Regions from separate parts of the Homo sapiens genome. Here region 2 is linked to region 1. A link is a loop called in an ENCODE intact Hi-C map of the cell type or tissue named here. Cell type or tissue: heart right ventricle. All regions are shown on one strand. Each heading gives the region's core, and the rest is flanking DNA. Links, peaks and the distances in the headings are about the cores only.

What was found. A loop is a pair of places that touch in the nucleus more often than their neighbours do. Peaks named below come from ENCODE experiments on the same cell type or tissue, not always from the same donor. Only the 100,000 strongest peaks of a DNase experiment are listed, where the experiment ranks them.
Region 2: a loop joins it to region 1, with 2.2 times the contacts of the local background. A loop is called at or near these places in 5 of 110 quality-filtered maps.

Annotation. Positions count from the first base shown.
Region 1 is chr5:45,327,571-45,344,234 of GRCh38, forward strand. The region is part of intron 5 of HCN1 (hyperpolarization activated cyclic nucleotide gated potassium channel 1); the gene reads right to left. Among named protein-coding and RNA genes, the nearest start is that of HCN1, 360 kb to the right of the region's middle. In heart right ventricle, for the core only: no CTCF peak of the experiment used is centred there; no DNase peak of the experiment used is centred there; H3K27ac peaks cover 1,770 bases.
Region 2 is chr5:45,257,931-45,274,594 of GRCh38, forward strand. It overlaps HCN1 (hyperpolarization activated cyclic nucleotide gated potassium channel 1), which reads right to left. Exons shown (of 8, transcript NM_021072.4): 7 at 9,159-9,323; 8 at 1-4,880. The coding sequence ends at 3,991. Among named protein-coding and RNA genes, the nearest start is that of HCN1, 430 kb to the right of the region's middle. In heart right ventricle, for the core only: no CTCF peak of the experiment used is centred there; a DNase peak (open chromatin) is centred at 13,452; H3K27ac peaks cover 405 bases.

The DNA of each region.
Region 1 (16,664 bases), core at 2,993-10,992:
TTTATGGGACATTACATGTGTTAGCATTTGTTATGGGTTGAGTTGTGTCTCCCAAAAAAATTTATATGTTGAAGCAACTGTACCTGAGAATGTATTTAGATAGAGGGTATTTGAAGAGGTAATTAAGTTAAAATTAATTAACTAGGGTGGGCCATAATCCAATCTGACTGGCTGACTGGCGTCCTTTTATAAGAAGAGGAAATTTGGACACACAGAAAAGACATCTGGGGTGAACAAGCACAGAGAAAAGGAAGCCCTCTGCAAATCAAGGAGAGAAGCCTCAGAAGAAACTAGACCTGCCAATACCTCGATCTCAGACTTCCAGTCTCCAGAACTGTGAAAAAATACATTTCTTTTGTTTAAGCCACCCAGTTTGTGGTATTTTGTCATGGCGTCCCTAAAAAACTAATACAGCAAGTTAGGCTGGTCAAAATGTGACAAGAAGAATGAAGTTGCCCCTTCTGAAGATCTGCCAAGATGTATCAGTACAGTAGTCCCCTGTCCTCTGTGGGGAGTATGTCGATGCCTGAAATCTCAGACAGTGCTGAACCCATTTGCTGTCAATCAGAACACATTTCTGTTCATGTATTCCACACACAAATTGAATGCCTTTTTCATCTTAACTAAGCACTTATCATGATTGTGGCTGTAACTGTCGCAGTTTGCGGTGCCACAGCAAAACTAGCATTTTTTTTTTTCTTCACAATTTCATGAATAGAAGATTAGTTCTTACAGAAGATCTTAGCAATCTCAGCATATAATTTTTTTCTCTCATATTACATAGAGAACTTTCACCTTTTCACTTGAAGCATTTTATGGCTCTCTGGCATATACGAATGACCAGCATCACTACTGATGTGCTTTGGGGAAACTTAATTACCTCTTCAAATATCCTGTATCTAAATACAAGCTGAGGTAGTGGGGCTTCAACATTTATTTGGAGAAGTCAGATAAGGTGGCTTGAAAACAAGCATAATGATACAGCAACAGTTTACCTGATAACCAAGATGACTATGAAGTGACTCAAGCATTGTGGCTCCACTGGGCAAAAGAGGATTCACGTCCCAAAGGAGATTTCATCCCACTATTTAGAATGGTGCACAATTTCAAACTTATGAGTTGTGTATTTCTGGATTTTTCCATTTAATATTTTCAGACCAGAGTTATTCTCTAGTAACGAACTGAAACTGTGGAAAGGGAAACCACAGATAAAGGCAGGACTACTCTACCACTGCTCTGAAAGTGAACTGTGGCAGAAGCACTATACACAATTTAGTTAATAAGCGATATTAGCATCTACTTTGCATAGATGTGGAACACAGTCTACACACTTCAAGACCTTCTGAGTTTTTCAGTTTGGGAAACAATTAATTTAAACAATATTTAGTGTTGTGGAGGAAGGATATTTTGTTTTAAATGTATTGTATGTGAAGCATCTTTGACATTGAGATAAAAGTGGGAGGCAGATAGGAGTGGTTTTGGAGATTAGGAAAATAGATTCAAGATTGGGTGCCATTTTCTAAGACTATTTTCAAAAAACTGTTTAAATATATGTAACAATATTAATAGTTTGACCATTCATAAGTATACAATTTGTCAGTACATTCACTATGTAATATCCTCACTATCTATACCTAAGCCTTTTTCATCATCCCCAACAAAAACTTTGTAACCATTAAAGAACTGCCACTTTCCTCCCCTTCCCCAGCCCCTGGTAACCTCTGTTCTACTTTCTGTGTCTGTCAATTTGCATATCCTAGGGACCTCTTATAAATGGAATTACACAATATTAGCATAGAGTCAATTTTTGAAGTCTTAGAGATAAACAATGTCACTCAGAGAAAGAGTGGTGGTGTAGGGAGTGGGGGATAATATTAGGAAAAATCAAGGAAAAGGCACAGGAGTCTGGATCTCTCTTATTACAATAATACAATCTGCTCCACTCCCCTTTCTGTCTCCTTGATTCAGTGGAAGTAAGAAAACTTTTAATGAACATATTGTACATAAGAGATGGTGCCTGAGAAGTTTATGAAACAAATGATCATAGAATAAATTATTTTTGCAATGACTCATATACATTTATAGATATGGGGAATAGGTATTTTGGAATCTTTTTTAAATTAACACTATTTATGTCCCACTGTAGAACCTTAGGGAAAATTATTTAAATTTTCATATTTCCACCAGAATCTAAAATTCAGAGATACCTGTCATCCAGCAAGAATTGGGATTGAAATAATAACAAAGAGGTACTGTGACTTATGGCTTAGAAGGTTCTTATACACAAATCATTTTATTTAACCTTACAACCATGAAAGACTGGTATTATTATTTTAATTTTACAGAATAAGTTGGGGCAGTCAAGGAGATTCCAGATAGGAGAGCAAAGACCATCTTCTTTCCAATTACATATATAGATTTTCAATTAGAGATTTTACTTTGGAAAAATTTTAGGTTTACGAAAAAAATGCACAATAATATAGAGTGTGTCCATGTGCCCCTTACACAATTTTCTCAAAGGTTTAATTCTTATATTACTATGAGACATTTTTCACACTAAGAAATCAACATTGCTGAATTACTATTAAACTCCAGACTTTGTATTTGATTAGTTTTCCACTTGTGCTTTTGTATGTTCCAAGATCCAAACCATGATGCCATGCTGCATTTGGCATACATAAATATTTGGGGAGTTATTAAATACTGGAGTTTACACTGTTGTGCTTTAAGAAATTGAGCTTGGTCAAATACAAGGAAGGAAATTGTGGATATATCAACAGTTTGTTGGAACATTAAACCTTATTTTTGTATGACAAATAAAACTTAACTAAATAAACGCACAAGACACCATCATATATATACATATGATGTACATATATACATATATATATAATGGCAAGATGATTTTACATATATATGTTTTCTGTAGTTACAGAAAACATTTCATGTATATGTGTATATATATGTAAAATCATCTTGCCATTCCTAGAAAAAATTAAAAATGCAGCATTAGAAAAAAGGAAACTAAGTTTAAATGACTCATCAATAATTTTTAATAGACAAACAATAATGTATCATGTCACTTGTTTCCTTTTCTTTTTCAGTGAGATAGCTTTGCAAGAAATTCTTATTACTCAATACAATGTTTTATAGATTGTTTCATAAGTATCAAATATGCTTCTTTGGTATTGATGTTTCTTGTCCTACTAATGCATACTCATTCATTTAAAAAAATTTTCAAATATATTTTTACCTCAAATAATGTATATATTGGAAATTTTATCTTTCTCAAAAGTATGGGTTGCTTAATATTGAGATAATTTCTAATGGGTAAAATTTACCAGGAAGCCACTTGCAAAAACTTTAAAAATGTTATTTTATATGCCTTTGTATCTGTCTTACTTTAACCACTTTTTGTTTTCCTTGAAATATATAATTTAGATGATAGAATTTCAGTTTAAGATATATGTCAAATATTTCTACTTTTCTTCATTAGTTTTTGAGATATAATTCTTAGCCTTCTCTAGATTTTCCTGCATATTATCTTTGGCATTGAACAGGTAGACATGGCTCACATTTACATCAGGTAAAGTGTAGAATTCAACTTAGGAGATGACAACATTTAAATATATTAATATCAGTATTAAGAGTTCTTAGGGCAGTAATCATTGTAAAAATAATATTATTGAACAGTTATTTCACACTGGGTTCTTAAGTGTTTTACTTATCATAAAGCATAATTTAATACACCAACACAGCTTCCTAGGGAACAGACACTAGGCTAGTCACTTCTCTATAAAATACACTTATTTTCCCTAATTTACAATTATAAATAAACATTATAGGTATATAAATCCTGTGTATAACCGTAACAGGAGAAGTAGTTTTAAAATATCAAATTTAAGTCATCAAATATTTCAGTGGCTTTATCTAATATTGTTTATTTCATTTTAGACTTATTAATATTTTACTTCACGTAATCAACATGTATATATTAAATCATCACTCTGAATTCAACTCAAGAGCTCAGATCTTTCTAATATTTGTAGTTTTCTGTCACTCTTGAACACAAAGGTTATATTGTTTATATGCCTATGTATCTCAACACACCTGCTCATAATCGCACTAAGTAATTTATTTGATGATTGCAATGACAGCAAAACCAAACTACCCAAACACGTGATATGCTGTTCTACATAAAGTCGATTTTTAAAAATCAATATCATCATTATCATCATCAAAATCACTACCACCACCATCAGCACTGTCACCACCATCATCATCAGTAATTCATTGAGTTGACATACATTATCTTACTCTATATTCTGCCAAGGCAAGCTTCAAAATCAAATGATATTAGATATCTTAATAATTTCCATAATTTAACAATGTGAAGCTCTAGCTATATAAGTCAACTGGGGGGATATTTTAAACAACAGAAAATTGGTTTATATAAGCTAGACAAATGTAGTATACATATGTTCTTTAATGGTTCTGATTTTAAACTCTGGAAAACAGTATTGTCTTTTTAAAATTTCTATTTAGCTCAGTGTAGAGCCTGGATGCTAAATAGAAGCTTTACCTAGCACAGGCATCTTTCTAATCTTTTCTTAAAATTTTTTTGTGGGTACATAGTAGTTGTATATATTTATGGGGTACATGAGATATTTTGGTACAGTAATGCAGATACTTTTGTATGAGTAGTAATCACATCATGGAAAGTTGGGTATCCATCCTCAAGGATTTATCCTTCATGTTACAAACAATCCAATTATACTCTTTTAGTTATTTTTAAATGTACGGTGAAGTTATTGTTCACTATAGTCACCTTGCTGTGCTGTTAAATACTAGATCTTATTCATTCTTTCTATTTTTTTTTTTCGTACCCATTAACCATCCTCACCTTCCCCCAACTAAACTTCTCAGCCTCTGGTAACCATCCTTCTACTCTCTATCTCCATGAGTTCAATTGTTTTGATTTTCAGATGCCAGAAATAAGTGAAAACATTTTTTTCTAACTATCATTTTTGTACCCAGTAAGCATCCCCACCTCCCCATTACCCTCCCACTATCTTTCCCAGCCTCTGGTAACCATTTTTCTACTCCCTACCTTCAATGAGTTCAATTGTTTTCATTTTTAGATTCCACAAAAAAGTGAGAATATGTGAGGTTTGTCTTTTTGTGTCTGGCTTATTTCACTTAGCAGAGTGACCTCCTGTTCCATCCACGTTGTTGCAAATAACAGGATCTCATTTTTTTTTATGGCTGAAAAGTAATTCATTTTGTATAAGTATCACATTTTCCTTTTCCATTCATATGTTGATGGACACTTCAGTTGTTTCCAAATTTTGGCTGTTGTGAACAGTGCTGCAACAAACATGGAAGTGCAGATATCTCTCTGATATCTCATTTCCTTTCTTTTGGGTATATACCCAGCAGTGGGATTGCTGGATCATATGGTAGCTCAATTTTTAGCTTTTTGAGGAAGCTCCAAACTGTTTTCCATAGTGGTCGTACTAATTTACATTCCCACCAACAGTGTACAAGGGTTCCCTTTTCTCCACATCCTTGCAAGCATTTGTTATTGCCTGTCTTTTGGATATAAGTATTTTAACTTGGGTAGATGATATCTCACTGTAGTTTTGATTTGCGTTTCTCTGATGACCAATGATGATGAACATCTTTTCATATGCCCGTTTGCCATTTGTATGTCTTCTTCTGAGAAATGTCTATTCAAATCTTTTGAGTATTTTTTATTTGGATTATTAGACTTTTTTCCTATAGAGTTGTTTGAGCTCCATATAAATTCTGGTTATTAATCCCTTATTAGATGGGTGTGTTGCAAATATTTTCTCCTATTCTGTGGATTGTCTTTTTACTTTGTTGTTTCTTTTAACGTCCAGAAGCTTTTTAACTTGATGTGATTCCATTTGTCCATTTTTGCTTTCGTTACCTGTGCTTGTAGGGTATTGCTCAAGAAATTTTTTCTCAGACCAATGTCTGAGAGAGTTTCCTCAATGATTTCTTGTAGTAGCTTTATAGTTTGATGCCCTGGATTTAAGCCTATAATACATTTTGATTTGATTTTTGTATATGGCTAGAGATAGGGGTCTAGTTTCATTCTTCTGCATATGGATACCCAGTTTTTCCAGCACCATTTATTGAAGAGACTATCTATTCCCCAGTATATTTTCTTGACATCTCTGTCAAACATGAACCTTCAAAGTGTTTGTTATAGTGGTTGCACTAATTACATTCCCACCAAACGTGTACAAGGGTTCCCTTTTCTCTACATCCTTGCCATCATTTGTTATTGCCTGACTTTTAGATAAAAGCCATTTTAAGTAGGGCAAGATGGTATCTAATCTTAATTACGTTAATGCATGATGCCATTGACTGTATTGACTTCTTAGTAATAATCAGGGCTTCTTGAGTTCGGTTTCCAATTATCTTCATAATTTTAGTTTGAGTTCTATTACTTACCTCTTTTCTCCAAGATCACTTAAAATAGTCATGGTTATTATAACTATAGAAATAAGGCATGGTTTATTATAACAATAAAAACAAGCTTATATTTTAGTTGTATTTGCACATATATAAAACTATAACTTAAGCCATTGTAGAAGAAAAAGTTATTTATTCTCTAGTTTATTTTCCCTTTTTGAACCAAATGAGAAGCTGAAAAAGCAACTAGATTTTGGAAATACAGGCATGTTTTCTGTCTGTTTTCCCTGTGTTCTTTACATCTTGTATCCTCTTTGTCTACTGAAATTCCACATGTGCTTCCAAATTTAGTGCAAACTCTTTCCACTGAGGACTTTTCAGTCTATTCCAGGCCATGGTGAACACACTTTTTTTTTTCTCAACAGTGTTAGTAGGTACAGTCTTCTTTTCTCCGCTAATTAACTATATGTGACTTCCTACATTTCTAGTATCCTCATTTTACTTTTTTCTTATACTTTTTTCCCATGTGTTCATGTCTTGTTTCTCCAAGAATATAGTAAGTACTTCCTTTGAGACTGAAAAATCACATCTTACAATTTACTTTCCCTGTCAAGCCTGGATCAATGTCTCACACACATTAAGCAATCAATAATTTTTGTTTGTTTTATAGAATGCAGAGATGCATGGACAACGCTCTAGGCCAAAAGAGTGACACACAATATGCTCGGCACTGTGGCCAAATCAGATCCTTTACATAATTTTGCTAATCTTTTGTTATTTATGCCTGTTACATGAATATCTTAAAATTTATAAGATGCTGGTATAGCTTCACAGTATGATTATGGCCATTTTAGTTAACTTTAAACACATTTTTAGAAGGCATTTAAAAAATCAACAAGTGTGTAGTTTAGAAAAGATGATTCAGAATTACACTAAATAAATATACATACAAATTATGTTTTCTTGCATAACTATCTATTCGACAAATTAAAGGTCAGCAGGATGGGATTACACTCTCAGCCTAATTCATGCTCTGTGAAAATGAAATATACTGACATTCTATATTCTACTGGGACACATGATCTGTACCTATTTTAAGCCCATGGCTCTTCACAATCCATTGTTTAAAAATAGATCAGTTCTGAACTTTGGAGACAGGCTCAGAAGGGCATTAACCTCTTTCTTGACAGTTAAGTTTGCCATTTTGCTCTAATCAAATCAGTATAAGTCTGCTCATGTTAAAAATAGACATTCTTGCTTTGTACACATTCCAACAGGCACTCATAAACAGAAGGTTCTACCTAGTTCTATTAGGTTCTACTAATGAATCTAATTAGTTTTTATTTTTAAATATACTGCCAGCATTTATAGAAGTATACATGAGTCTTATGATTCTAACATTTCAATATCAAATTTTGATGCTAAGGCAATGTCTCCAGGAAACTGGCTGATAAAATGAAGGGAAAGCTTACTAGCAGATTGTTTGAATACATTCCAAAAGAAATGGGGCATATGATATTGCTGGGTTTGGTGTCCCTCCTGAGTACTGGCCTGATACCCTTTGAATCACCCTTTCAGCACTTGCAAATAACTACATACAATTAGTTATTTAAATGTTTGTCACTCCCTAAAATATAACAGCTGTAAGAGCTCTATCCTATTTTTCACTGCATTGTAGTAACATTAAGAGTTAAATTCTACTGTGTACTTACTATGTGCCAGGCACTTTTCTGCATTTTTATGTGTTTTGCTCACTTAATCTTTACAACTCTGTGAAGCAGTTATGATCATTATTCACATTTCAAGATGAGAAAAATGAAGTACACATAAGTTAAGAAAATAGCTCAGAGTTGAACATCTAGTTAGTAGCGGAGCTGGATTTAAATGAGGCTTGTGGAAGGAGGGCCATCTGGTAATCGTGATGTGAAATAGCCCCTCAGTAGTAGGTTCTCATCCATTATGTGTTATATAGCTGAAAAATTGCGTATACTTATTAATGGTGGTACAGAAAATCACAAAAAGGATTTAAACTATCCCAAACAATGAAGCTTTGGATATTTCTCAGCAGCCAGGGGCAAATAAGAGCATGTTAAGTGGATGGGAGGAGAATCAAGGAGGAGGGCTCTCCAGGGAAAGCCAGGTCAGGCAGCAACTGAGAGGGAGGGGAGGATACTAGGGATTACTGAAGCCAACTTTGCAGACTCATACATTTGACTAGACACAGCCAGAGCGCAACCAGAGAGTACAGATTAGAGATAATGAATATACCACACAGTAATAGTTTTAATTTAAAATGCTATGTTTTGGGGTAACATCTTAAGAATTTTCCTCAGAAAACTGTAATGTTCCTTTACTATCTGACCCAAGTATTTTAGTGCACAGTGGAATGATAATTTTTTAAGATGACTTTACAATCACTTCCCAGAAGGCTGACAATTCCAGTGGAGCTCAGTGTGCAGGACGTACAGCCTAGCTTGAGGATGAACAACACACAACTGTTATCTGCCACTGTGAATCTTCTATACCTTGAAGTGTCTCAATATTTAGGTTTGGACAGGGGAACTTGAACAATTGTTTGATGAGTCATTGACATAATCTAGGTAGAACCGGTGTAGCAATGGTTTTATCCAATTTGGGCTGCTACACAAAAGTATCACAGACTGGGTGGCTTATGAATAAAAAAAAATTATTTCTCACAGTTCTGGTTTGGAGGTTGGGAAATCTAAGATCAAGGTGCTGGCAGACTTTGTCTAGTGAGGGGCCACTTCCTGGTTCATAGACAGTGAGCTTTTTGCTGTGTTCTCCTCATATGGCAGAAGGGATCAGAGATCACTCTGGGACTTCTTTTATAAAAGCACTGATCCCATTCATGAGGGCTCCACCCTCATGGCCTAATCACCTCCCAAAGGCCCCTTCCTCTTAACCTCCTAATATCATCACCTTGGGGATTAGGATTTCAACATATGAACTGGGGGCAGAGGGCATAAATACTCACCTTAGTAGCAATATAAAAGAAAAACCAACATATTTTCTATCTATTCCATGAATGTGATTGGGTTATAGTGATTGATTAGACAGAACATTTGTATACCCTCTATAATGGTACCTTCCTCTTCGCCCCACCATCTTTACCCCATCCTCCAAGTGAGCTCTGCATTGAATGACTAATGCATAAACACGGAGAACTTTTAAAAGTTTTTAAAGTTATAAAGTATTTTTCTTCTTAAAGTTAAAAAGAAACTATTTTTTCACATAAAAATAGGATGTTATGTCATACAGTGCATATACCAAACATAATCACAGAGGAATCTAAAGATGCCAGCATGCTTTTGTAATACATTAAAAATACATGGACCATAGTATAACTGACAGTGATACTAAGAAAGTTCTGTGGACAGAAGACTTTGTTTTGAGCATCACTTTTCTTATCCATATAAGCACAAGCACTACTGTTCTCTTGGCAAAATGCTGTCTCTAAGCTTTAACACTCAGTCACTCTGAGATGATTTGCCAAGTAGGTAATCCTTATTTATTGTGTACTTATTAATTTTTTCCACGAAGTAATTACAAAATATGTACTATCTGAGGGTTGGAGTCATAGAGGAAGTTAAGAAAGATAGTCCTTGCTTTTCCAGATCCTGAGTTCATATAGCAGAACAGGGAATGAACAAATAAATATTAAGGGCAAATAAGACAATATAATAATATGCATACAACAAAAACACTGATGTGATTGATGGAGAATGACTGAGAGGGAACTAATTTGGATGAGCTTCTCAGGGAAGGCCTCTTCAGGAGATAACATTTGTATTGAGATTTGAACAATAAGAATGGGCTAGTTATCTGCTAAAGGTGTTTCAACAATTTGTCTCTAACACACAAAAAAAGATAAATCACCTAATTTTTGCCACAAAAGTGAAAATAGGAGAATGCTTTCAATAAAGTAGTGTTTTTGAAATATCAGCTAACTGAATTAATTTTATATGCATGGTATGAGGTTTTTGTAAGAGGTTTCAAAGTTCTCACAAATGTAGTTCTTACCGCCATTTTACATCTTCGGGCTTCACAGTATTAAAACACATTGAAAGGAGAGTCTGAACTATAAAATGGATAAAACATAGTACAGACTTAACTGATAATGAATATAGACTAATTTTAACTTTCTTTACCACTGCATTTTACATTCTTTCTCTACTTTTAGGCAAAAGTCATTTGTATAAGTTTGTGAGACAATGAAGGTATGACCTATTCCTCACTTTTATAAGTTTCTGAATTCCCAGACTTGTGTTAAATCACTGCTCTTAACTATATATTAATGCCTCAAATTATGCAATACTTTCATAAGCTTTCTTATTTAATGAAGTATTTTAGGTTGAAATCATACTATAAGATAACATGTTGTTGACATAAAATTGAATTTATGATGAGCAATTCTAATCATGTATATTAGATGTGTGTATACACATTTTAATATTTTTATCTTTTGTCACAAAATACATATCAAATAATTGAACTTTGCCTTTCTGGATATCCTAGTTCACTCATTTAGCATTTATTTGTCATTCAATGTCTTCTATGTGCCAGGCACTTTCTAGACACTAAGAACATAACAGTGACCCAAACACACCTTTGCCTAAGTTGATTCCTCCTCTCCCAAGTGAAACACAGCTTTTGAAAGGTGAATTGATATATTTTACTGCTTTTTAGACATTTTTTGTAATCTATCACTGTGACTTGAATGTAGTAGGTACATAATACTCCAATTTGATGTTATATTTCTCATCGTTCTTACTAAACTTTTCTTCAAAAATCAGGTCTGGGTTTTTAGACTCAGTGTCATTTTAGTAATAACTTGTTATCTTTCTGCCATACGTTTCTTTACTTTCTTATTCTACTCATGCTTTTTCCCTTCAAATAAACTGTTAACTTATGTATAGCATTAAACTTAGACCTTTGTGTGATTCTGATATTAGAAAAGCAAAAGCTGAAGAGTAGGGAAGCACATGGAGAAACCCTGTTTTCACCTTTACAAGGTGTTAACTGGCTGAGCATTTCATGCTTCCACTTCTAGGATCTCTCATTTTATTAAGCAGTCATGATTCTTAGTATGATTTTCATTCACGACTCTGTTAAAGAAGACCTTTTACTCAGTAAATATTTCATGACTTCCTACTGCATGCTGGTTACTAGAAATACAAGGATATTAAGCACAGCTCCTATCCCCAAGAAGCTCATAGTCTTTAAAGAGATAATAAACTAACAAATGATAAATGCTGTGAGAGAGACAGAGTAGTGACAGAAAATTTATGAATGAGGTTAGGTAACTTATAAATGGTAAAAATGCTTACAGGAAAGTAGAAGGTAAGCTGAGTAGAAAGGAATGAAGATACGGTAGCATGAAGAAAGGCAAAAAGGCCATCAATAGCATTTATTTTCCAGGAAATTGTCAATAATACTCTATAGATGAAGCATTAATGTGAAGAAAGGAAGACTAAGGCAGGCCATGAAGAGCCTCTGTGTCATATGAAGGAGTTTGGGTGTTTTCCCTGAAGGGAATAAGAGGTCATGAGCAGGTTCTAAGAAGAAAGTTACATTGTCAAATTTGGGTTTTATATCAATCAATATGGTAGCTCTGTAATGGAATGCATTTTAGCTAATTGACATTCAAGCCAGGGAGAAAAGTTGTGACAGATGTTGAGGTAATGTTGAGAACCTGAATATGGCATTTAAATATATAAAGAAAAAATATTAGTCACAATTTAGCAATTGAATGATTGTAGGAATTGAGGAAATAAAAGGTTTGTCAGAGGATGCACGTAAAAGTGAAAAGTGGATATTTTTTCCAGTGAAGATCAGTGTAAATTATGGTGTGGCAGGAGGAAGAATAGTTTTTAATTTATGTATGTATTTATTTATTTTTTGAGACAGAGTTTTGCTCTTGTTGCCCAGGCTGGAGTGCAATGGCATGATCTTGGCCCACTGCAACCAGTGCCTCCCAGGTTCAAGTGATTCTCCTGCCTCAGGCTCCCTAGTAGCTGGGATTACAGGTGCCCACCACCACTCCCAGCTAATTTTTTTGTACTTTTAGTAAAGACTGGGTTTCACTATGTTGGTCAGGCTGGTCTCGAACTCCTGACCTCAGGCAACCCACCTGCATCAACCTCCCAAAGTACTGGGATTACAGGCATGAGCCACCATGTCCGGCTGGGAAGAATAGTTAATAAAACACATGACACAGAAAATGTTCTTGTTATCTTCATTATATATTACCTTGAGAATTTTCTGCCTAGAAGAATACTTCCCATTTAAGGGTACACATTACTAGGGTTCATTTTTATTCTCAGTTGTGCTGTTGTCTTTCTGCAGTCTTTCAATGAGATTTTATTCTGGAATCCTAACTTCTCCATGCCTTCTTAGAATATATGCTTCAATTTATCTTGTCTTTCTGTCTTTTGATTTGATATTTATTCCTGATACTGTCTGTTGGATTACCTTTGTCTCCTTGCTATGATCTGTCTCACTCTACTTTGAACCTCTCCAGGCCCCTGAGAATCCAATCTGGTTCCAGTGTCCTGAAATTCTGCTTTTCTTGTGAAGAAGTTTTAGATTTAAAAAGCAAAATATGTTGATAGAGTTTTTTTTTTTAAACAACTGATACCAGGGTCTTCAAAAAGCTTATGGAAGGTGCATATTATGAAAAAGCTATATATGAATTTCCTATTTTCTTTATCAAAATAAACTTGTAGAAACTTCTTACAACACATCTGAATAGGATCTAGTTTAAGGCACTAAGAAGAATGAGACATCAGTTTTAAAATAGCCTCTCTCAGAGCGATATGAATTATAAAATTGAAGCAGGAGCAAACATCCAATTCATGCTGAAGCTTGGATGGAAGAATGAGCTATCCATCTATAAACTGCTAATTCATTTGGGGCATCATTTCCATAAAGTTTTAGTAAAAAATCCTTTTTGCATTCCCTCAATGAGATTTTAACTAGATAACATTTCCTTAACTTCTTGGAATATATCCTTCATTCTATCTTATCTTTCTGTCTTTTTATTTGATCTTTATTCCTGATACTGTTTTGTAAAGAATGCTTCACAGAAACTTTATGGAAACAATGTCCTAAATGAATCAGCCGTTCACAGATGGATCACTCATTTTAAGAAGGAATGAGACAATGTTGAAGATGAAGCCCATAACAGCAGATCATCTGCATCAATTTGCAAGGAAAAAATTCAACCTGTTTTTGCCTTATTTGAAGGAGACCAATGATTAATAGCGGAAACAATAACCAACATCGTAGACATCACAATTGCTCAGCTTTCACAATTCTGACTCAAAAATTAAACTTAAGCAAACTTTCCACTCCATTAGTACCAAAACCATTGCAGCCAGATCAGCTGCAGATAAGAGTGGAGCTTTCAATGGAAGTTTTAAACAAATGTGATAAATATCCTGAAGCATTTCTTCAAAGAATTTTAACTGGAGATAAAACATGGCTTTGCAAGTATGATCTTGAAGACAAAACATGATAAAAATAATGGCTGCCAAGAGATGGAAGTGGTCCAGTCAAAGCAAAAGCAGACTGGTTAAGCGCAAAGGTGGCTCATGCCTGTAGTCTCTGTTACTCAGGAGGTTGAACTGGGAGGATCACTTGAGCCTGGGAGGTAAAGGCTGCAGTGAGCTATAGTTTCACCACTGCACTCCAGCCTGGATGACAGTGAGAACCTGTCTCAAGGAAAAATAACATCTGCTTATTATGAGAATATTTTCAGAGAGTTAGCTAAAGCTTTAGCAGAGAAACACCCAGGGAAGCTTCAGCAGAGTCTTCCACCACTACAACACTCCCACTCACTCTGCTCATCAAACAAGGGCAATTTTGTGAGAGTTTTGATGGGAGATCATTAGGCATCTACCTTATCATCTCAATTTGGCTCTGTTTGACTTATTTTTGTTTCCTAATATTAAAAAAATCTGTAAAGGGCACCCATTTTTCTTCAGTGAATAATGTGAACCAGATTGCGTTGACATGGTTAAATTCCCAGGACCCTCAATTCTTTAGGGATGAACAACATGGCTCGTATCATTGCTTAGAAAAGGGTCTTGAACTTGATAGAGGTTATGGAGCTTATGTGGAGAAATGAAGTGAATATTTTTACATTTATCTTTTAATTCCATTTTCTATGATCTTTTTGAAATCTTTTCATATATTTCTTTCCTTTTTTTTTTTTTGAGATGGAGTTTTGCTCTGTCACTGAGGCAGCAGTGCAGTGGATCTCAACTCACTGCAACCTCTGACTCCCAGGTTCAAGCAATTCCCCTGCCTTAGCCTCCCAACTAGCTGGGATTACAGGTGCATGCCACTACACCTGGCTATTTTTTTTTTTTTTGTATTTTTTATTAGAGATGGAGTTTGCCATGTTGGCCAAACTGGTCTTAAACTCCTGACCACAGGTGATCCACCTGCCTCGGCCACCCAAAATGCTGGGATTATAGGCAGGTGTGAGCCACTGCTCCCAGCTTATTTCTTTCTTTTAACAAAATATAAAAAATTGAAGTATATTTCCAAAAGCAAAAATAGTTATACATTCTAATTTGATTGAGAAATTTGTAGGGAAAATAAACTAACCAATAGCAGATATTTAGCCTCATATTTTTAAAACTCTTAACTGGTATCTTATGGCTATTCAAAAAATATAAAAAACTTTTAGTGGGTACAGAAATTTAGATAAGTTTATAAATGGTGAAGATATTAGTTGGAATACAAATACTTGTTTTTAAACTTATAGTAAACATACTAGGAATTTTAACAAAATTTGAAAACATAGACGAAATGTTCCTTGCACATAGGGGACTTTCAAGACAAAAGTGGAGAAAACAAATATGAAAAAATAATAATAACATGGGTAGAATGGATAAGTAGCACTCTTATATTACGGACTAAGTACACTGAGGGCCAGAGAAAGGAGATATAAGATCCAGTCTCATAGCTGATCAAATAAGATAAATAGAAATAAATAGGTATTATTTGAATTCAATTTTCCCAAGAGAGGAGAGACATTTCTGGAACACATGTGGTAAAGGTGAGAAATCATAACTGATTTTTTCAAAACAGCAAGTTGCACAATTTTGTTGTAGGCCACTTTGCAACAGACATGACAGTGGGGGAAAGGAAAGCTGGAGATTTAGCTGTAGTCAGAGTATAGAGGGACTGGAAGATGAGCTTAGGGAGTCTATACTTGATTCAATTTATAATGCAAAGACTGAAAGTTTCTGAGCAGAGAAATGACTAACTTATGTAAATAAAAGATTAATTTGACCGTGGTATTTTAAATGGTAGTCAGAGAAATCAGACCAAATGCTGGAAGGCAAACTAAGGGAACAGTGAAAATAGTCTATGTGAGATGCTTTAGTTTAGGACAATGGCAGTGGGAAAGGAAGCAAAGGCATGAATGTAAGATGTATTACTAAAGTTAATTGATAGCATTTGATGATTGGATGTACAGAGCACAGAAAGAAAAGCTGCAAAATAGGGCTAAAGTTTTACATTCCAAATAACTTGTGAGAATGACTAAAGAATGTACAGAGAGACTTTAAGAGATAAAATGGTTTAATGATGGAAGAAAAATGACTTCATTATATAATCTACTACATGTGTGGGTGCAGGGGATATCATTTAGCTTTAGAGGAAATGAACTTTAAGGCAGGAACTTAGAACTACAGTTTATAGAATTGAAATGTGAGATAATATAAATAAAAGATAATAAATTCAAAGATACAGAATGAAAATCCAATGGCTCAGAAATGTTGCAGTGTTAAAGAAGCCAAAAAAAAATTAAAAATAAAAAAAATATATATATTGGGAGAGATTCAGGAACTGTGTTTTGTTAACAGCATAAAAAGTGGTCCCAGCATCTTAGAAAAATTATCAATAATTAACAGGTGTATTAGTATATTATAATGCTGTTAATAAAGACATAACTGAGACCGAGTAATTTATAAACAAAAGAGCTTTATTTGACTCACAGTTCAGCATGGTAGGGGAGGCCTCAGGAAACTTACACTTATGGTAAAAGGGGAAGCAAACATGTCCTTCTTCACAAGATGGCAGCAAGGAGAAGTGATGAGCAAAAGGGGAAGAAGCTCCTTTTAATACCATCAGATCTTGGGAGAACTCACTCACTATCACAAGAATAGCAGCATGCGGGTAACTGC
Region 2 (16,664 bases), core at 8,665-16,664, 64 kb before region 1:
GTTTCTTTCCCATGGTACAGTATGAGTACTTTTTAAAGTAGGTGAACATAAAATAAAAGTTTGCTAGTTGTAGTGCATATGAACAAAATAACCACATGGGTTTTATGGCACATGTTCTAAAAAGATAAAGATATAATGGAGAGATATCTCATTCAAACAGGTTAACATTATAAACAGTGCAAGTGAGGGCCATAGAAGCAAAGTAACATAGTAAAATTAACAAATATAAAAACCTAAGCTGAAAGAGGAGGTATGGAGATTTTTTAAATAGTCCTGAAAGATAATAGAGATTGCTCATAATTTGAAGTAGACATAATTCAGGATTTGAAATAAATCATCTAAAATTTTAAACATGTCATATTGTTTAAATCATTCTCTGTCCTATAGGAATGACGGTAATAACTTGACTATGTACTTTGTAGTGTCCTGAAAATAGTATGCTCAGTTAAGTTTATAAATTGCAAAATAACCATCTCTTTAAAGTGGAACAGCATTCATCAGGGAATTGTTCACTTATGAAGAGGTCATCCAGACCTGGAGACAAGCTACTTTTTTGGTGAATAGAATATATTGCCATTGCTACTATTTATCCTCCTTGTTTTCAGGAATGCTTCACTACTTATTCTCATTATGATAAACTCTATCTCAGGCTTTTAGGTATCATTTAAAACCCACTTGTGTGGGGAGGTTCTATCACTCTCCAAATAACTTTGCAGGGCCCAAGGCTATAAATATGAATATATTTATACAAACCTATTTTGTTATAATAGGGCCTTGGGCCTACTATACAAACCTATTTTGTTTAAGGCTATAAATATGAATGTATTTATATAAACCTGTTTTGTTATAATAGAGCCCAAGGCCCTATTATAACAAAATAGGTATGTTATAAAACTATTATAACAAAATAGGTATGTCATAGAACTATTATAACAAAATAGGTTTGTATAAATATATTACAGGACAATTATTTACCATTATTACAGGAAAATTATTTCTCATCTGTATATCCAATAATTACACAAAATGGTTGTGTTTTGAAGTTGGAGAACAACCACATTCTAAAAAGGCACAGAGCAAAAAAGAAAATAAGCTCATATTTTACTATACGAAAAAGGTAAACAAAGAAGTGGTTGAAAAATCCATGTTCTATTTAAAGTCCTCTCATTCCAGAATTATAGAATATAATTGATTTTATGTGATTATCAAGTATAAGCTCTTGGAAATTTTATGATGTAAAAATAGAGGCAAAGCTGTACTCATTAATAAAATAAAACATTTGATTAGCATATATTGATAAAATAAAATATTCATGATTGTAGTTTATTTTTTGTTGAATTTATTAATAATCTTTATATATATTTATATATGTATGGCTTTGAGCAAAGACAAAAGAAATACTCTAACTCATCCCTGATCATACAGTTGTTGTAAGAATCAGCTATTCTATTATCTTTCCAGCAGCAGAAAGACCAATGAATAATACATTTCTTTCTGTACAGATTAAAACTCCATACATACGGGCTTCACTATGTACAGAGAAAAGAGGTCACTTTTCAACTAGCAATGGACCTTTATATTACAGGAATGTGAGTCATTTTTTTTTCTTAATCTAAGTATATATACATTCATACATATATGTATATAATTTACCCTGTACCTTTTTATTAGTTTAATATATAAACCTTAGTTTTTTTGTCCATTCTATTACAAAGTGAATAAAAATTGTATGGTTGCACTGAAAGACCATGCATTTCAATTTTGCTTATGTTTCCCAATAGTGCTCAAAATAAAAAACCAAAAATTTATATATATAAAAATATTTCACTACCAAATCCATTAATCCTATCAAATGTAAACCTTTAATAATTTAAAGGACCAATACGTAATCTTAATAAATTGAAGTTAATTCTCATATTTTAATAAAATAAAGGAGTTTTGTACTGATATGTAAATGGTCTTGCAGCTTTCCCATAGGTTCTAGGTAGACTGAACAATCCCTTTCTTACAACAGTATTCCTGACATGCCATCATATGTCACCAGCATATTGATGATTACATTACATCGACTAGCAGTTAATTACTTCCACACCAGTTGGGATTTGTTTGAAATTAAACATAACAACTCATTTTGGTATTATAGGTATTATATCCACAAAAGGCATAACAGGCAGCAAGGATCCACTTTAGAGTTTCTGCTTTTGTTTTTGTTTTCTGTCCTCAAGTCTATCTGCAGGCCCTGTCCCACATAATGTGTGATCTCTGTATGTTCTTAAATGTATTGCCAGTGCCAGAGATACTGAAGACCTCCACTTTAAGTCATGCTCTTAACTTGGGTTATTTACCGCAGCCAGTTGTTAGGAATCTTTCAATTGTGTTCCAGTCATACTCCACATGTGTGGGATGCATTAGGCACAAATGATTACTAAGGGAGTTCTTTGAGAAGAAGCAGGTGCTCACAGATCATGTAAAGAGTTAAGAAAACAGACAGACAATGCTCATAGACGTTCAACTTTACCCCTGCTTTCTGTCACCATGTCTGTACTATTTTCAACACATTAAAAATGACAAACCTCCTATCTAAGGGCTACGTTAGTCACCACATGCCTTAAAGTTTACTAACCATTTAGTTACAATATACATAGAGCAAAATGTGTGTTCCCAAACAGACGTGATGCTGTATTGAATTTATTTCTTTAAATTAATACCATAGTAAATTACCAGCTACAGTGAAGACACAGACAACACTTAACTCCAAATCAAGCTGTGGTTTACAAATAATTATTTAAATAATAATAGCAATAATATTAAATAAAAGTGAAAACCTCACTTCTAGACTTAAGTCAGAGATCCAAGTCAGCCTTATAGGAATTATAAGATAGGCAATTAATGAATTGTTATGCTTTTCTAGAAACGAGAAATACTGTAAGCCTTTCTCTACAATGACTGATTTGAACCTATTTTTTTTTCCCCAGAAGCATGCAGGGACTATTTTCAGATGCTTGATTATGGCAAGAAGAAAGAAAAGTAACGATTTTTGGTGTAATACAAGCAATTTGTAGATTCGAGCATACAATTTTGCATAAAACATTGCAGGTTAAAATAATATTGTAGGTTTCAAGCCATTGCATTACAATTGAATAATTCTCACAATCAGGTTTTGTAAAATTTAAAACTCTAAGTTTTGAAGTGAAGCAATAAAACTAAATTCTTAAACAATGACTTTTACCTTCATACAACACAGAATAGCTATTTTTATTTGGGTTGAAAAAGTTATTTACAACTAACATTGATCGAGTCTTGGTAAAAGTCCGATAACACATGAAGACAAATATTAATTTTCCCTCAGCTTTCTGAAAGATCAATGAACATGTTTGAGGTTAGTGATATTCTTAACAAACAGTGGCAATGCTAGTCTCCTACGGTGGCCAAGCAAGTAGTGCATTCTTTAACCTAATTTGAAATTGAAAGCACCGAAATACAATTTAGATCTATAAAATGGGATTTGTTATTTAATTCTCCACCATTAATGATTAACAATTTAGATGCAGAGACACAGCTAATGAAAGAAAGTTTTGATTGGTGCTATTTACTAGTTCATTTGAGTTGCCTTTTTAAAATCAGTTTTGTTTCCATTGAATCCAAGAACTCTTCATAAAATAGAGAAATATACATATCAAAGGACTTAAGTAAAAGTAGGTTAGAAATAAATAATCTTACAACGACATTTTAAATCCTTTAATGATTTAAAGAAAGGAAGACATATAACACTGAATGCTAAACAGGTCTTTTGACCCTCTCTTGGGAATTTAGATATATATTTTATAGTATATGTATATATATTTTTACATTTCACGTGTAGGCCACAGCTGTCTAAAATATCTCTTCATAGTAGGCTAGAGGGATCTATCAGGAGATAGAATAAAATAAGATCTGAGTATAGTCTCAGTTTATGAGAGTATTTCTTTCTGCTTTGACAATCAGCAGGGATCATAAATTTGAAGCAAATCGTGGCTTTTCTGCGTCTGGGTCTGTGTTTAAGACTGAGGAAGATTCTCTTGGAAGAGCAGCTGCTGGTGGAGGGGGTGCTGGAGGGACTCCTCGGTTCGGGGGGATGGCTCCCGACGACATCTGTCGGAAGAGGGTGACGCGCTGCGGGACAGTGCTCCTGCCCCCTGCCTGAAGGCCCGTTCCGGGGACCGCCGTCACGGGTTGAGGGATGGAGGCCAGGGACTCGCCCACAGTGGGATGAGGTCTGGAAATCAGAGTGGACACCTCATGGGGCAGCGAGGGCTGCGAGGCGGAGAGTGGCCTGACTTCCCGGGTCAGGTTGGTGTTGTGAAGCGCCTGCGTGCTCTTGTGCACTTCATTTTTCGGCGTGGAGCTGCCAGGTGTCTGTGGCTGCGGGGACGGCTGCTGTGGCTGAGTCTGCGGCGGCTGGGACTGCTGTACCTGCTGCTGCGGCTGCTGTTGCATGAGTGACAGCTGGGAGGCGGTGGGGGAGGCATAGTGGAAAGTTCGAGCGGCCAGAGGGCTCTGTACAGGAGGGCTGCAGACCGCGGTGGTGTAGGAGCAGGGTGACAGGATGGCTGATGGCTGGGGGGTCTGTGTGCTGGGACTGGGGGAGTGCAGGTTGCTGTGAGACAGGCTGGTCGCTGTGTACACCGGTGGAGATTGTGTCCTCATGCGGGAGGTCGGGGTCGTAGTAGACGATGTGGAATTCAGGGTTGTCATTTGAGGATAATTGATGGGAGCGATTGCCTGCACCATCTCCCTGTCATGTTTCACAATCTGCTTGAGGATTTCGTTCTCCTGATTGTTGAAAACACCAGTGTTCAGATCCTTCTGGAACTTTTGCAGAAGAATTGAATTTTTCTTTCCTGTCAGCAAAAGAAAGATAGGCACTTAGAAAGCCTACCAATGACTGATGACAACGCCAAGTGAGAGTGGCTCCTGCAAACAGAAGTATAGCTGTGCTTCACAGGAGAGGCTTAAAAAGCCAGTCACTCACCTTTACACACCAAATACCAATGTGGCTCCTACCTTTCACACTTCCTGTATTTCTCTGGGAACTCTTACCTTCTACTCAAGTTGAACGGCCTGTAATATGGCAAAGAGCCACTTTACAGAAGAAATGGAGATATTTAACATGAGGGCCACCTTGAAGAATGGGGGAAGAAAGGGCTTTTGGAATAGGATGGGCTTGGAATCAACATTTGATTTTAAAGTTACTTTTTCAAGAAAGGACCATGGAGACATAAGCGAGAACATTTGAACACGTACTATGTGATAAGCACTCTACAAAAGACCTTAGGTAGATGATTTTATGTAACCCGCGACCCTGTCAGATAGGTGTGTTCATAATCTCATTTTACCTGAAAGGAGATCAGGACATGAGAAGACTAAGAACAGTGCCCAGGAAAACAAAAAAAAAACATGGTTGGCAGGTAACAGGGCTGAGAAAGACCATATACACAAAAAAGTGATTGCACATCCTTGCTATGGAAAATGAACCAACTGCCCCTGTCTCATCTGTGTGCTTGCTAGAAACTCAGCCTCCTGGGCCTGACCCCACTTGCTGAATCAGATGTTGCATTTTACTAAGATCCCCAGGTGATTCCCAAATGCAAATCTGAGGAGGACTGTATCAGGTTTTGCTTTTGACCCAGTGTCTTACACCAGTCATTCTCAGTCCTAGTTGGATATTTTTCTTATCTCTGGAGCTTTAAAAAATACTAACATCCACTTGTTCCCTACCAATTAAATCTAAATAATCATACATGGGCTCTGAATTTCAGTAGTTTAAAAGCAAATTTCCCCAGGAAATTCTTTTTTTAAAATTTATTATTTATTTATTTTATTTTATTTATTTATTTTTTTGAGACGGAGTCTCGCTCTGATGCCCAGGCTGGAGTTGCAGTGGCACCATCCCAGCTCACTGCAAGCTCTGCCTCCCGGGTTCATGCCATTCTCCTGCCTTAGCCTCCTGAGTAGCTGGGACTACAGGTGCCCGCCACCGTGCCCGGTTAATTTTTTGTATTTTTAGTAGAGATGGGGTTTCACCATGTTAGCCAGGATGGTCTCCATCTCATGACCTTGTGATCCACCCGCCTCGGCCTCCCAAAGTGCTGGGATTACAGGCGTGAGCCACCACGCCCAGCTTCCCCAGGGAATTCTTAAATGCAGCCAAGACTGAGACTGACTTTATGATCTTTCCTCTTCTGAATGGTTGTTGTGAGGACCAAGGGCATAGTGCATTGCAGGCTCTCAGCTCCCTCTAAGACCTCAATAAATTTTACCTTTTCCTGCCATCATCTTCTGAGTGGTTTGCAATACAGCTTTTCCTGCCATCATCTTCTGAGTGGTTTGCAATACTAGACAGTCTCTGGCATAATAATTATTAGAATGAATAGTGGATTGGTGAAAGAAGGGGAAAGTAGTGACTTTTCTATGGCATCATTGATACACTAATCTCCAAGTGAATATGGTAACTGAAAAGTGAATCAATTTGCGATATTGCTAAATAAACTAACACATTAAAGGTAACAAAATATATTTTTGAAGATAAATATGTATTGTAATTTCATTGACTGCTAGGAATGCAATCATTTTAAATGACTGCCAAAATAGTTACCTCTCCCTACTTACAGACTGTCCTAATTTCCCAAAGAACAAAAACTCCTACATTAGTAATAAATATAAATGCTTATTTAGCATATTTGCTTAACTAACTGCAGCATACATCTATATGCAATGGCCACAAAACCGAGAAGCATAATGTTTCTTTCTGATTATGTGAACAGTCAAAATATCTTAATCTAAGTATCTTTAACCTTGGGAAAAATAATGTAACTTTTAATACACTCTTACTATGTTATAAAGATCAAAAATTCAATTGCTTAGTGCCTATTAGAAATTGCATTGCCTGTATTGATTACGAACCATTTCATGTAAATATTGTTATAAAAATTAACTGCAGGCTGGGCGCGGTGGCTCATGCCTGTAATTCCAGCACTGTGGGAGGCTGAGATGGGTGGATCATGAGGTTAGGAGGTCAAGACCGTCCTGGCCAACATGGTGAAACCCCGTCTCTACTAAAAATACAAAATATTAGCAGGGCGTGGCAGTGCACACCTGCAGTCCCAGCTACTCAGGAGGCTGAGGCAGGAGAATTGCTTGAACCTGGGAGGCGGAGGCTGCAGTGAGCCGAGATCACACCACTGCACTCCAGCCTGGGCAACAGAGCAAGATTCTGTCTTAAAAAAAAAAAAAAATTAACTGCAATAAGTTAGATGAAAGTGAAGCTGTATCAGATTAACAGAAATTATCTAGTGAAATATCCTGATTTTAATGTTTTCTCTAAGGATGTCTAGCTGGTTTAGGAAGAAACTCATTGCTTAGAAATTAGTCTCTGTCTCTAACATAAACACTCACACACTACAAAGAGGGAAGTTATTTTCCAATTAAGTAAGGATGCCTTCAGGAGTGCCTACTTCTTTTGTGGGTATTGTCTCCCTGAATGAGTAGGTCTTGTTAAATCTCTAAGATTTCAATATGAATTTCTAATACGTTTGTTATATCTAATGATGATGTCCAAATACTGCCTTTACTTCTAATCTATTTTCAGATCTCTATGCAGTCTGCTGTCCTACTAATATAGAGAGAAAGGAAGATGTGAATGTGAAGTGCAGAAAAAAAGCCAACATAACAATTTATCAATCTGAAGTCCTTACCTTTAATAAGAATGAAGCAGTTGAGGTACCTCCTTGTTTATCACAAGTGATCCCAGCCCCATCTTTTTTGAGTTCATTTATTCCTTCCTCCCTTCCTACCTCTCTTCAACAAATATTCATTGTATACTAGGTACTGTGAATGTAATGGTGAATTAAACATGAGCTCTACATTGACAAATTTAGCATCTCTAGAGCCAGTAATAAAAGCAGTGCTGTGATGGGGGAGCTTCAGAGGCTATAGGAGAATGCATCCAAGGAACTGGGCTTAGTAGGGAGTGGGAGGTCAGAGAAGGTTTCTAGAGGGAGGTGATATCTAAACAGAGAGAGGAAGGTTGAGCAGAGTCGAGCTGACCAAAAAAAAGTAGAGAAGGGGAGGGTGGCAAAGAGGGTTTAGGTGTGGAAAATGAATGCATACTACCTTACAACATAATGTTCCAGGATATCTAGGAATGTTAACAGCAAGCCAATCCAAGCTAACTTTACTATGGCAATTATGCAAATCTTCAAACTAGCATAACTAATAAGGCCTAATGGTTGTATATATATATTTTTTTATTTGGTAGCAGAAAAGACTTTAAAATATGTTGATGTTTGCGAGGTAAAGCATCTATGTAGGGCATTACTATCAAGGCTTTTTTTTTCTGCTTGAGTCTATATTACAAACATTTTATTATGTCTCTGCTGAGATTAATTTAAATGTGCAAATTTTCAATTCCTAATATAAAGATAAAATGTAAAGTTGATCCAAAAATACAAAAAAAGTGATAAAACTTAGTTTGTAATATAGACTCATATATCATATTTTTAGTTCTATTTCAATGCTATCTAGAATTTTTATCATTGCTTTTTACCTGAAGATTCAAATTGTTTTGGCATCAGTCGGGAAATCAGTTTGTTTAGCTAGCAAAAATAGACATTAATAAATAAACCCAGAATACTTAGAAGAGATAGATAGGGACCCAGATCTCTCAAGAAATACGGCTACAGCTAATTGCTATTTCTACACAAATTAACAAGCAAGCTATAAACTGGCATGTGGGATTTTTTTTTTTTTTTTTTCTCTGAGACAAGGTTTCACTCTCTCTCCCAGACGGGAGTGCAGTGGTACCATCTTGGTTCAGGGCAACCTCCACCTCCCAGGCTCAAGAGATTCTCCTGCCTCAGCCTTCTGAGTGGCTGGGATTACAGGTGCACGCCACCACACCCGGCTAATTTTTGTATTTTTAGTAGAGACAGGGTTTCACCATGTTGGCCAGGCTGGTCTCGAACTCCTGACCTCAAATGATCCACCTGCCTTGGCCTCCCAAAGTGATGGGATTACAGGCATGAGTCACCACTCCCCACTGCATTTGGGACTTATAATTGCAAACCTGTATTATGCCAGGAGATTAAATTTTATATAAAGAAGGTAGAAAACTAGAGTACCTATTCGATCTAGTCGGTCAATGGCAACTGTCTCAAAGGCTCTCCTCATCATTGGATATTCCTCCAGGACCTCGTTGAAATTGTCCACGGAAAGTGAGTAAAGACGACAATATGTATCAGCTCGAACACTGGCAGTACGACGTCCTTTGGTCAGCAGGCAAATCTCTATAAAAACAAACAACAAAGAAGAATGACTTGTTTGATCATTTTCTTTTAAAAGCCATTAAGGCTTCCCACAACTTAAAACAAGTCTCATGGTGTGAAAAAACAATTATTAGCAGCATTTTCTATTATATCAGCAAATTCCTTCTGACAAAAATATCCGACTGCCAATACTCAATCTTAAAATAATGTTTTTTTGTTTTGTTTTGTTTTAAAAAAAAAAAAAACAGTTGAGAAGGCCAGGCGCAGTGGCTCACGCCTGTAATCCCAGCACTTTGGGAGGCCGAGGTGGGTGAATCACGAGGTCAAGAGATCGAGACCATCCTGGCTAACATGGTGAAACCCCGTCTCTACTAAAAATACAAAAATTAGCTGGGCTTGGTGGCAGGCGCCTGTAGTCCCAGCTACTCGGGAGGCTGAGGCAGGAGAATCACTTGAACCTGGGAGGCAGAGGTTGCAGTGAGCCGAGATTGTGCCACTGCACTCCAGCCTGGCGACAGAGTGAGACTCCGTCTCAAAAAAGACAACAACAACAACAAAAAAACATGGTTGAGACTTTTGGTTTAAATGCAAGGCTGAAACACAGTATACCTTATCCTTCCCACTCCAATCCTCTGAAATAAGAAATAAAGAAAAAAAACAAAAACAAAAGAGATGCAGAAAATGGAATAAAATGTCCACAAAGGAGTTGAAAAAAGAAAGGGGTGATGATTAGAAAGACGATTTTATGAATTCTGGAAGGCAGAAAGCAGATGGTATAATCTAGGCAGAAGCCAAAATGAGTCCAAACATTGGCTTAGAAAGTCCTATGATCAAACAAAGCTAGACCAGAGGTTTAGATATAGGCATGTCTAATGTAGTTTGTATATTCCCAATGAGATCAGTATGAAGAAAGTGATATTCCACATGTACAGAGGGACTCTCTATTTAAATGACTTTTAAGGGTAATTCCTTACTGAAATTTAGATTTCCAAAATATGGTAAACAAACATTTGCAAATTTGGATTTCATTATTGGCCAGCTGAAGCTATATAGCTATTAAGAGATAATTTTCCATTTTGTTTTCCAAAAATTATGATTTGAACTACTGTAGGCTTTGATTATTTTTAATTTGGAAATAATTTAAACATTTAGCTTCAAAATAACAAATTTGAAAAGAGAAATGATAGAAGTATTTCTAAAATTTAGTCACCTAACAAAAGGAAATAAATATAATATTAAATGTCTAAATTCACACTCGAGCTAATTTAAAGAAGTTCTATTTATGTTGACAAACACTGTGAATAAATCACGCTGTAGACACATGTACGTTCATTTGAATACAATCTGGTAAGAACAATGTCACATATATGCAAACTCTGAGAATACTAGAGAAGGACACGTGAACCAGTCTGGGAAGATAGAGAGGATTTTAGGAAATGTCACCTAAACCATCAATTATGCTGTTGTTCTTGTCAAGATTGAAAAGTAATGTTGTAAACCTGCTAAATAATATTGTGGGGTCTGTGTGTTTGTCTGAATGTTTTTGTGCCTGAATATGTGTGTGTGTCTGTGTAGGAAAATAAATCTATTTTGGTCAATTTTAAAGCAAATTACCATACCATGGAATTTACCTGCTACTGTAATATAAACAAGGTAATTAAAAGAAGCATTTTGAATACTACTCCAAAATTAAATTCCTGTGTCACTAAAGTACTAATGCCATATAATTATAATTTATGATTGCCACATTATGGCAAACAAAGCTAAGTGTTGGTTTCAAATCTTGTGTGGAATGCTAAATGAAAGAAGACAGACATGAGAAGCCACATACTGTGTGATTCCATTTATGTAAAATATTCAGAAAATACAAATCTGCAGAGACAGATAACAGATTAGTGGTTGCCTGAGGCAAAAGATGGAAAAGGGAATTAACAGTAAGTGGGCACAGGAATCTTATTTGGGTGATGAAAATGTTCTAAAACCTGATTTGTGGTGATGGTTTCATCACTTGGTAAATTTACTTAAAGATATTTGAATTCTACACTTTAATGAATTATATGTGTAAAATACGTTGCATTAAAGCTATACAAAGTGAAAAGAAAATTAGTTTTGTTTTTATTTTTTATCTTTATACTTATTATATTTTCATTTGAATTTATTTTTTCTGAACTCTTTCTCTTTACTCTGGAAACATTGTTTTGTCTCTTTTTCTAGGTCTTTCTCTTGTGTGTTGAATGTTTTCTTTTGGTAATCTATTGATGTCCAATCACATTTAAAGATAAAAAACTCTGGTAATGTTGCAGAATTTGTTAATTTAAAGTTTTTCATTAGGGTAAATAGGCGGGGAGCTTGTCCTCATATTTCTCTAAATACCAGAATGAGGAGGGCTTTACTCTAGGCCACTGACATCTCTCTTAACTGTCCTAGTTCTCCCTCTCATTCAATTGCTTTATGAACGAACCACTGACATTTCCCCCCACTATCCTCAGGTACATGGTTGGCTACAGACTATTCCGCAACATGGAGGGAGGGATGTCTCATACCTACCATCAGCATAAGTCACCCGCTTTCTGTTCTGTCTTCTGTGGTCCTGTTGTCTCTTAACTAAGAGCCTGTTTAGTATTCTTCCAGGATACCTGCTGTCTCCTTGGCTCCCGTTCTTTGTACGTATATTCCATGTTCCCTCTACTTTCCCTTCAAGGTTCATCAGTAACCACCAGCATACATTTAAATGCAGGCTACAGAATACCTGAATAGCACTGGTTTATCCAATACATTAATGTCATTATATTACAAAACAAAATTTGGGAGTAGGCAAGGCCAGCATTTGTTCAGCACTTCAATGATGCCAAGGCACTGTGCCCATAATACTTTTGTTTTCCTTGGCCTTCTTCTCATGATCACAAGTTGATAGCAACAACTACACACATTCATATACTCACACAACAGCATCCAAAGTTTGGGGAGACAGCAAAAGACTTTCTTCCTATATTTCTTTCTTTTTATTGTGAAGGCAAAAGTTGTACTACAGGTCCCTAACTTACTTTCTCTGGCATTTTATTATCAGAACTGCATCATGTGGCCAGCCTTAGCTGCAAGAAAGGATTTAAAACGGAATATTTGGTAAATCGGAATAAGGTAACTACTGTTAGTGATTGAGTTAGGTAAATACTGGTTTAATCCCTGAAGTAGTATATGATGCCAGCCATACAAGATTTTATTAACAAGAAAGGGCCATGGTTGCTGGCTATGGAACCAATGTTATCTGGCACTTCACTCATATCAAAAGTATTTTCTGTCTTCTAGAAACATGTCCCTTTGTCTCGTCTCCTGGTTGCTCCCAAATACAAATTCATGCATCAGGTTACTTTGTGGTTGAGTTTATATTTTATTCTTTTACTATTATTAATTGGGTCTCTGTAGAGGGATGAGATAAAGGCATGTCCTGGGAATCATCTTAAATAAGAAATGTATTTGTCTTATGCTTAGAAATTACTTGGAATTATTTTTACAAAGAGCATGTGTTTATATATTATTTTTAATTTTTAAAAACAAGTTTAAAAATTAGAAATAAGAATATAGCTATTCTCAGTATGCACAGTCATTTTACAGATATGTTAAAAACAGATTTACTGGAGCATAGATATAAGTTTAGTCAAATTTTTTCTAAACCATTATTTACAAATGATTTTCTGGCCTCTGTCATCTGATGATCTCATATAATGAATATATAACATATGTAGCATATGTTACATAGTATAGGTACACATTACTAAGTAATCATGGCTTGAATCAGTTAAATATTACCATTGGTAAGAAAATCTTCAAGGAGGATGCTTTTAAAATACTGTTTAAAGCCTACATGAAGAAATGTGTACGTGTGTTATGAGCTCTTAACCCAAAGGTTTTCTATGTTGCCATCTCAGTAAAACTTAGATGTTACTGTTCAGCAAATCTTACCTCTTCATTACATTTTGTTTAAAAAGATAATGTACTTATTTTACCTTTTGTAGTTTGTGGGATCAACACTGATATTCTAATTTGGTCTTTCTTGCCAGTTAATGAGGTAGAGTGCTGTTTGGGGCATTGTCTACAGCAGTAATGTCTGGTTTCCTGCTGATTCAGGTACACACACACACACACACACACACACACACACACACACACACAGACACAGTTGCTTGGGCTATTTTAGGGATTCTTTTTTTGGTATAGTATTGGCCTGGGGATTTAGAGTCCTGTGTTAGTCTCAGTCAACTTGCTCTTGTTTGTGAGAATTAGACACCCATTTATATTCTGTGGAGTTTATTTATCAGTGAAAAGTAAAACTCAATTATGTCTCTAGAGTTTTATTGTCCTTAACTCTGTAACTAACTTAGACTTCATTCAACATTTTATCTGTAAAGTCTCATTAATCTTTATATCTCCAGTGCCTACATGACAGATAGTAGGGGCTTAATGTTAGCTGACTTGAATAATTGAATCAAATAGCAACATGCTTAATGAAATAAATTATTTAATCACCTACAAAAATTCCCTTTGTATTTAATGTGACATATTCCCCTACGGAGCAACTAAGGGCTAAATATAGACTTGCACAACAAAGTCCCTTCAAAAGTTATATAAAGGACTTTGTTCATTACCAACTCAAAACTCATCAGCCATTACCTTGCTGCATGTCCTCAATAATTTCTTAGTGAGAAAAAGAACAACTGAAGGTTATTCATGAGAGGAGAAATAGTCATTAAGAAGTATGAAAAACACTTAAAATAATCTCTTCTTTTAAAGCCTCCATACTCTGTTTCTAGTATGAATAACAGAATTAAGAAATGGCACACCCTTAGCAACGAAAAAAGAGTAAACTTTCTGATCAAAGAGGCTTAGATTTCATGAATTGAATGTCCAGATTAATTTTCTCTTGATACAATATTAAGCTATTTTGAAAATCTACTTATTGAGTAAACACAGCCCTTTGTTAGGTGTTACAGAGTTTTGGTGTATTTGCCATATCTGTGTGTATATGTGTCTTTGGCGGGGATGGGGGGTGTTTAAATAAAGGATATATATAGAAAAAAATTAGTCATCTGTAGCTCATACTATCCTTTAGGTACCTTAGAAATTATGTATGTATTAGTTTATCACTATTTCATTTTATTTTATTCTACTGAATTTCTGTTTCCTAAATAATGGCTTTATCAACCTAGCTGGTTTAAGACATTTTAAAGACAGAAACCATATAGTTACCTTATAATATCCCTTATAGTGCCTGCTACATTGAGTTTCCAGCCCAGGCAAAATGATTTAAAAATGCTTATGCATACCCCAATTACAGTGAATAAACATAAAACCCACACTAAGTTATCTTCTTAAGTTTTGGATAATATTGGTTCACCTGTTAGGCATCTTCCCTTGGTCATAGAACTTGCCAAATGTTTTACGTACTTTCTTTGAGGAACATAACATATCTCTGAGGTTTTGTGCAATGTTTATAATAAAGAAAACTATCTGGAAGATTTGGTCATTTTTTTTTCAATGTAGACATGCCTTTACTCATCAGGAAGAAAATTAACCTGCTTATAGATATGCATGTTGATTTCATAAAGCAAATAAAGTTAAATACAAAATAAAATAAAATTGGACTCCCAAAGAACAGATTCAGTGCAGTTTACAGATGCAAGCTTTTTAAAGATTGTCTTGGCATACTTTCTAGAATCTGTCTGTTCCAGCCTTTCTGCTTTTTTCTTGTTTGTATACTCTCTGAGAGCTCAACTAAGAACTTCCCAGTGGTGTAATAACTGTTTTAAGAATCTTAGTGCAAATTTACTTGGGTAATAGGTCCCTTCATCTGGATGCGTATTTACATATTATAATAAATTGTAAAAGTAATGGGGACTTAGCGTATTAATTTTAATTCGGTAGAATTTTCCTGGTTTTCTTTATAGGGCGTTTATGAATGGCTAAGTAGTTATTTCACCTAGTTAAGATGAAAACTATTGGTAATGCATCCTGTATAGGAACATAGACAACTCTGTTTCCAATTTCAGTGTCAGAAAGAGTGTGGCCTGGGAGACTAGATTTGGCCTAGCACATTATTTGTATACCTTTAATAATCCTTAAGGTATGAGATATATCAACTTCTCAATGCTATTTTTGCTGGCATTAGTTAACCCTGATTATAAACATTTAAGTCCACCTGACATTACTGTCACCTACATAAACAGTCATTTTTATAAGGTAGGGCAAATGGCTTCAAACGTTTTGCAACTCAGAAATATTTTCCTGACCTCTAAAACTGAACTTGACATTGCTGTGACACAGAGCTAATCAGGAACTCATGACAGAAATTTCTAAAGTAATGTGCTTAACCTGAGCTTCTAGAATTTTGGGCAAAACTGTACTTAGCTTCTCATAGTAACCTAAACAAAAGCTGCTTCCTTCTTTAGTAACTGATACCATGAAATAAAAGTAATTCTCTGCTGTGCATCAAAATACTAATTTCCTATAAATTATTTAGATTTCTAATTCACTGTGTTATAATAACATGTAACAGAAAATATCACTTTTTTGCTTTCTTTTTGTCTTTGTAGACTTTCTGTATTTATATTAGTGAACTAGTAAAACACTGCCTCTGTATGGCACAGGAAATGATAACATCTGGCTTAAATCATTTTGCGTATCATGTTTGGCTGGTAGAAGTACTCTGGGTATCAAATAGATTTGAATAGAAATCGAAAGAAGTTTAGACTAGGAAAGAACATTAAATAGGTGCAAATTTTTTAGTATTTGATTGATTTCTTAGTACAGTACTTTAATGCATTTCACATTTTGTACAATCTTCTGAAAAAGAGATTGAATACAACAAATTTCTAAATATAGATATAAAGAAGGTATTATTCATGTATAGATTACATATTATAATATTCTAATAACCAGAATACCCAATTTTTCATTTTACTAAGGGTATAACTAGTCATTTCAACTCACATAGATACATTCCTAATTGCACAATTATTTGTGTCCTCTTCTACTACTCATGCCCTGTTATTTATGGTTATTTAGATCAAATAAAGTTATTGTTTTATCAAACAAATCTTAGCTCCAAGTTCAATCAAATCATCTCTCTTAAAACATATAAATTAGAGTGATCACGTGGGCCTCTGAATGTTGACCTAGTAGCAACTCTTCAGACAAGCTATGTGTTAGCAAAGTTATTCATTGACAAAGCTGTTATGTGGTTAACTAAAACAGTGCCTGTAAAAGAGTGCCTATAAAACAGTGCCTATAAAGAGTGCCACCACAAGCCTGGCACATTGTGGGTACTCGTAAAACATTAATTTCCTTCCTTTTTCCCCATTTCCTTGT